Linked DNA regions of Homo sapiens: region 2 is linked to region 1. A link is a contact called in ENCODE Hi-C or POLR2A ChIA-PET data. All regions are on one chromosome and are shown on one strand. The core of a region is the stretch at or near the end of the contact, and the rest is flanking DNA. Distances in the headings are between cores, read along the strand shown. Region 1 has its middle 8.1 kb from the start of HIF3A. Region 2 overlaps PNMA8A (PNMA family member 8A).

Region 1 (3,197 bases), core at 529-3,028:
AGCCACCACGCCCAGCCATGGACCTTTTTTTTTTAAGCGATCACCTATCATTAGGGTATTTTATGTGAGATCCAAGACAATTCTTCTGCTTCCAATGTGGCCCAGGGAAGACAAAAGTTTGGGCACCCGTGATAGTCTACCCCAGTCTATATATGATCGATTCTTCTTTATGGCATTGTTTAACATATTCCTCTGTTCCCTGCCTTTCCTGTACACCAGTAGTTACACGTGGAAGCCGAATAATTTCAGGTTCAATTATTTTGGTGAAAATACTTCCTAGGTCTGCATCCTTCCACCAGCAGACACATCAGGTCTCGTCTTTATTGTGTGAGACTCACATCCTATTGGCCACAGGAAGTCACATGACCAAGCCTGACATCAGTGAGTCAGGGAATGTATTTGACATACTCAAGAGGACCTGTAAAGTCACATGGTACAGTCATGGATGTATAATTCTATAACAAGGAGGAAGTGGAGATTTGGAAACAATAATTCAAGCTACCATGAGGGCGTTTTTGTTTTGTTTTGTTTTGTTTTTTAATCAAATGAACTTTTCAGAAATGACTCGGTCAGATGCGGTGGCTCACGCCTGTGATCCCAGCACTTTGGTGAGGCCGAGGCAGGCGGATCGCCTGAGGTTGGGAGTTCGAGACCAGCCTGACCAACATGGAGAAACCCCATCTCTACTAAAAATACAAAATTAGCGGGGCATGGTGGGGCATGCCTGTAATCCCAGCTACTCGGGAGGTTGAGGCAGGAGAATCGCTTGAACCCAGGAGGCAGAGGTTGCAGTAAGCCGAGATCACAGCACTGCACTCCAGCCTGGGTAACAAGAGCGAAACTCTGTCTCCAAAAAAAGAAAAAGAAATGACTTACGCCTGTAATCCTAGCACTCTGGGAGCTGAGATGGGAGGATCGCTTGAGACCAGGAGGTCCAGACCAGCCTGGGCAACATGGCAAGACCCTGTCTCTACAAATAATTTTAAAAATTAGCTGGGTGTGGTGGTCTGCGCCTGTGGTCCCAGCTACTCAGGAAGCTGAGGCAGGAGGATCACTTGAGCCCTGGTCAAGGCTGCAGTGAGCTGTGTTCATGCTACAGTACTCCAGCCTGGGCGACAGAGCAAGATCCTCTCTCAAAAGAAGGAAATAAGCCAGATGCAGTGGCTCACACCTGTAATCCCAGCACTTTGGGAGGCCAAGGCAGGCAGATCACCTGAGGTCAGGAGTTCGAGACCAGCCTGGCTAACATGGTGAAACCCCGTCTCTACTAAAAATACAAAAATTAGCCGGACATAGTGGCGCACACCTGTAATCCCGGCTACTCGGGAGGCTGAGGCACGAGAATTACTTGAATATGGGAGGCAGAGGTTGTAGTGAGCTGAGATTGCCATTGCACTCCAGACTGGGCAACAGAGTGAGACTCCATCTCAAAAAAAAAAAAAAAAAAGAAATGAAGGAAGGAGGAAGGAAGGAAGGGAAGGGGAAGGGAAGGAAGAGAGACAGAGAGAGAAGGAGAGGAAGGGAGGGAGGGAGGGAGGGAGGGACGGACAGACGGACGGACGGAACTAACTCTATGAGTCACAGAGAGGTTAAGTAATTTGTTCAAGGTTCTGCAGCTGGTAAATGATGGGATTAGAATGCAGGCAGCCTGGCTCCAGAGTCCACTATAGGAAAACATTGGAGCCCACTTAATGGGGCTGCTGTGACATTCCAATGTGAACAGGAATGCCAAGGGCTCAGGACAGCGCTTGGCACAGGATCTGTGCATCATGCTTGGAACTGGTGCTGTTTATTTCCATCACCTGATTCTGGGTTGGCCTTGGCTTGGGTTTGGAGGGATTTTCTGCCCCTGGCAGTGTTCCAGGGGTGGCAGCTGGACTTTTTAAATCCAAGGACCTTGTTAGGAGTCAGAGTTGGGCAAGGGGAGACTGGAGATAAAATCCGATCACAAGAGGTAGCTATGAATAGGTCAGGAGCAATTCTCCCCAGCCTTGAGCAGTAGGGAGGATGAGTCAACAGAAGTGAACTCACCCTTCCTACTTGTTATAGAATTATACATCCATGACTGTACCATGTGACTTTACATGTCTTCTTGAGTATGTCAAATACATTCCCTGACCCACTGAGGTCAGGGTTGGTCATGTGACTTCCTGTGGCCAATAGGATGTGAGTCATACCCAATAAAGATAACCAGACCTGATGGTAAGTAGAATATCCATGAAGATGTGCAGGAGACCATGGCCAGCAACACTGGCTTATCAGAACTGGGTTCATGCACAGGTCTGAGTTTTTGTTGCTGAACCCTCTTTCCCTGTCAATAAGACAAGCATTTATTCCCCAGTATCCCAAGGCCTATGACTCCACCTCCAGGCTGCCACTCATAGGTGGAGCTCACCTGGCACCTGCGGCTGGAACATCTACTTATCACCTTTCCATGTGGCTCCTTGGGCTTCCTCACATCATGGCAGCTAGGTCCCAGGGGCTATGGGACCTAGCTAGATATTGTGCTTCATAGCTAGATACGGTGCTATGAAGAGTGTGGCAGTTGACATTTCCTGGAAATGGTCACAGTAATATTTTGAGTCTCACATGCTCTCCCTTGTGGTAGCTTGCCCCTCCCATCAAAAGGCAGAGTATTTTCCTTTTCTTGAAGCTGGGCAGAACTTTGTGATTGCCTTGACAGAGGGGAAAAAAAGGGTTGGGGGGGTGCAGAAGTGACACTATATGCCTGTGTGACTTCCAAGGCTAAGTCATAAAAGCAGACACGGCTTTTTCTTGTCCTTTCCCTTCCCTTCCCTTCTCTCTCTCAGCCTCCCTCTCCCTACCCCTTCCCCACCACTGGCCTCTGGGACCTAGCTGCCATGATATGAGGAAGCCCAAGCAGCCACAGGGAAAGGTCACAAGTAGAAGTTCCAGCCACAGGGCCCAGGTGAGGTCCCAGCTGATAGGCAGCATCAACTGCCAGACAGGTGAGTGAGAAAGCTTCAGATCATTCCAGTCCACAGCCTTTTAAGCCACCCCAAGGGGTGTCAAGTGCAGCAAAGATGAGCCATACCTGCTGAGCCCTGCCCAGATTGCAGATCTGTAAGCAAAGCAAATCTTTTCACTGGGGTGGTTTGTAAACTAGGGAAGTTCCAGCTCTTTCCTAGTTGAAGACTTTTCCCTTCTTTAAAACCTAACTCAGGCCGGGCACAGTG
Region 2 (3,094 bases), core at 324-2,823, 180 kb after region 1:
CCCAACCTTGGATTCCCCCCATTTTTAGGGCACGTAGGCCTTTCATACTTTACTGACAGCCTGGGTGTAACCAGTAGGAGTGACTATTATTGTGGGAGGTACTTAAACATCTTGGTCAAATAGGGCTTTTCCCATTGTGGGGGTGTGGGGGCACCCAATAAATAGAGCTTCATCCAGATGCTTCTATGAGTACACGGCAGTTCCTAACGAGCTCCGCGTCCTCAAATCCCAGCTTCCCTTTTGGTCTCTTTCGCATCTTTCCTCATAATCTCCATTCACTTTCACAAAACCTCAACCTGGACCCCTAAGGACACTTCCGTTTCCCCAAGTCTGAATTATTCCACCTGAAGCTCTCCAACCTGTATTATTAATAGAATTCTTGGCTGGGCGTGGTGGCTCACGCCTGTCATCCCAGCACTTTGGGAGGCTGAGGTGGGCGGATCACGAGGTCAAGAGATCAGAGATCGAGGCCATCCTGGCCAACATGGTGAAACTCCATCTCTACTAAAAAAAATACAAAAATATTAGCTGGGCGTGGTGGCGCACCCCTGTAGTCCCAGCTACTTGGGAGGCTGAGGCAGGAGAATCGCTTGAACCCGGGAGGCAGAGGTTGCAGTGAGCTGAGATCATGATACTGCACTCCAGCCTAGGAGACAGAGCGAGACTCCGTCTCAAAAAAAAAAAAAAAAAATTCTCAGGAGAAACTGTTTAAGACGCAGATAACTATGTACAACCCCGAAGAGATCCTGAATCAGCAGGTAGAGCCACGAAATGGTACCTTGAACAGATTCCAAGTGACTGATGTAGTGGCCACCCTGGTTCAGGAGTTCCTGGGGAGGGGCAGGGGAGGGCCAGAAGAAAACTATATTTTTAGCTAAAAGACCTCAGCTTCTGGCTTGGCATGGTGGCTTACACCTGTAATCCCAACGCTTTGGGAGGCCGAGGTGGGCAGATCACTTGAGCCCAGGAGGTAGAGGCTGCAGTGGGCTGAGACTGTGCCACTGCACTCCCACCTGGGTGACAGAGCGAAACTCCATCTCAAAAAAAAAAAAAAAAAAAGACCTTGGCTTCTGTGTGAGGGAATAGGAAGGGAGGGAAAGGTTTTCATTTTCCAGCTGTTTATAAAAAAATAAACTGGTACTTTGAGGTAATTTGCGTCACCAGATACCTATTCTAGAAACCCCAAGATCTGTGGGACATCCTTCCACATCAGTGGAAAGCCATTCGCAAAGAGGACAAACGGCTTCTTCTCTCATGGATCATTAACAATTCTCAAAGCTTGAACCCGTATCTGATAACCAGTCACATCTGGCTGGGGGCACTGTTTGAGGAAAGGGGAACCCTTTCCTCAAATTTAATAGTCCATGCAATCCTCACCTACAAGAGACTTAACAGGACACTTAATTTGCTAAACTTTATTTTATACATACACGTTTACATTTACTAGTCATGGTGTCAACTTGTTAACACAACGAAGCCCTAATGGACCCGTTTTGAAATTAGAAGCTGGACAGTTACAGGCTTTGGTCTCTTCAAGAATCCAATTCACCCCTGGGTTTCGCTTGGCACACACCCCAGGAGAACGTCGATGCACACAGCTGTGTAGCTGCAAACGGAAACCACTCTCTTTTCTCTCGTATTTTTCAGTCAGACTCACTCAGGATTTTGAAATGAATCATCACGAGAAATTTGTTTTAAAGTTGAATCACTGAGAACATCTAACAACTGTTCACATTCTTTATCACAAAAACTGAAGTCGGAAAAGACGCCCTGAAAACTTGCAAGGGCTAATACTCTATGATAGAATATTACTACTGTTCACCATGTTAATACATTTACTTACTACCATACACCTGAACAGTCACGGCAGAACAAGAGCATGTGAATGACGAAAGGAAACTTGCTTTCAGGGTGTCAGATTATAGAACATGCACAGGAATTTCTTCCACTTCTAACCTCGCTCATCAGTCACATTTACAAGAAACTCAATTTTAAGCAAAGAGATGCCTGAAATAACTAAGACGTGTACAAAAACAAGTTAACCTATGAACACAAGGTAATATTCTGATAGTCTTCGATGTGACTTCCAACATATCTGAGTAGTCACTTTTCAGTTTTTTAAACACGTGAGAAAAATAGATTTGGATTACATCTTTGTGGACGGCTACGATACAGTTTGGAAACCATTATCTCAGGGACCCTGCTCTCTCCTCTACACATGCGCACGCAAACACACACACACACACACACAATGACACATGGTGGTCTGGTCTAATATAGTGTGTCTGAATTCAGAGGGCAGACATTAACAGCCAAGTTTTGTTTTTTTGAGAGAGAGTCTCACTCTGCTGCCCAGGCTGGAGTGCCGTGGCACAATCTCGGCTCATTGCAACCTCTGCCTCCTGGATTCAAGCAATTCATCTGCCTCAGCCTCCTGAGTAGCTGGGATTACAGGCGCGCGCCACCACGCCCAGCTAATTTTTGTAGAGATGGGGTTTCACCATGTTGGTCAAGCTGGTCTTAAACGCCTGACCTCGTGATCGACCTGCCTCAGCCTCCCAAAGTGCTGGGATTACAGGCGTGAGCCACCGTGCCCGGCCAACAGCCAAGTTTTAAAAGATTTTTTTCCCCTCTTACTATAATGTGAGTAGTGACCTTCTGCTGCAAAGATGGTGACAGTTTGGTGCAAAGATGGTGACAGTTGGGTAGATGGATGGAATTAGAGCTGGGGACCTAGGAATGCCTGCGTCCTTCCCTATAATCACCCCCCTTCCCCACAGGATTCCTGAGAGGGCTCATCCCAAATGGGAATCAAAGTGCCATTTTTACTAACAGACTCTAAAACTCAAAGACTTTGAGGTCTAGGCAGACATTCTTTTTCCCTAAAACTAACTCTTGGGACCTCCTGGCTAGATAACTGGAGGATGGAAGCTGGAGACTGAAGGAGCAATAAAACCAGGTTTGCAGCGAAGGTCCTGGCTTAACTTACCCCGCTGGTTACACGAGAGGAAGGCGGGAGGAAGAATATGGCAGGGCCACCCAGCTCTTCCAAATGCCAGGGCCTGCAGAGGTCGCTGACCATTCCGAGGAGGGA

What was found. Hi-C counts contacts between places; a loop is a spot of excess contacts on that map. ChIA-PET counts read pairs that join two places held with the same protein, here RNA polymerase II (POLR2A). Pooled maps may share reads with other maps.
Region 2: POLR2A ChIA-PET joins it to region 1 with 11 read pairs in BJ. The contact joins two enhancer-like sites. A Hi-C loop is called at or near these places in 2 of 50 pooled maps. POLR2A ChIA-PET finds 5 or more read pairs at or near these places in 2 of 52 experiments (BJ and endothelial cell of umbilical vein).

What each region holds. Positions count from the first base shown.
Region 1 is chr19:46,287,378-46,290,574 of GRCh38, forward strand. No RefSeq gene overlaps it. Among named protein-coding and RNA genes, the nearest start is that of HIF3A, 8.1 kb to the right of the region's middle. Within about 2 kb of position 1,779, at least 13 of the 41 ENCODE cell types and tissues checked have a DNase peak (open chromatin) inside an H3K27ac peak, as active enhancers do.
Region 2 is chr19:46,465,103-46,468,196 of GRCh38, forward strand. PNMA8A (PNMA family member 8A) reads right to left here. Exons shown (of 3, transcript NM_018215.4): 3 at 1,401-3,094. Among named protein-coding and RNA genes, the nearest start is that of PNMA8A, 4.9 kb to the right of the region's middle. Within about 2 kb of position 1,574, at least 9 of the 41 ENCODE cell types and tissues checked have a DNase peak (open chromatin) inside an H3K27ac peak, as active enhancers do.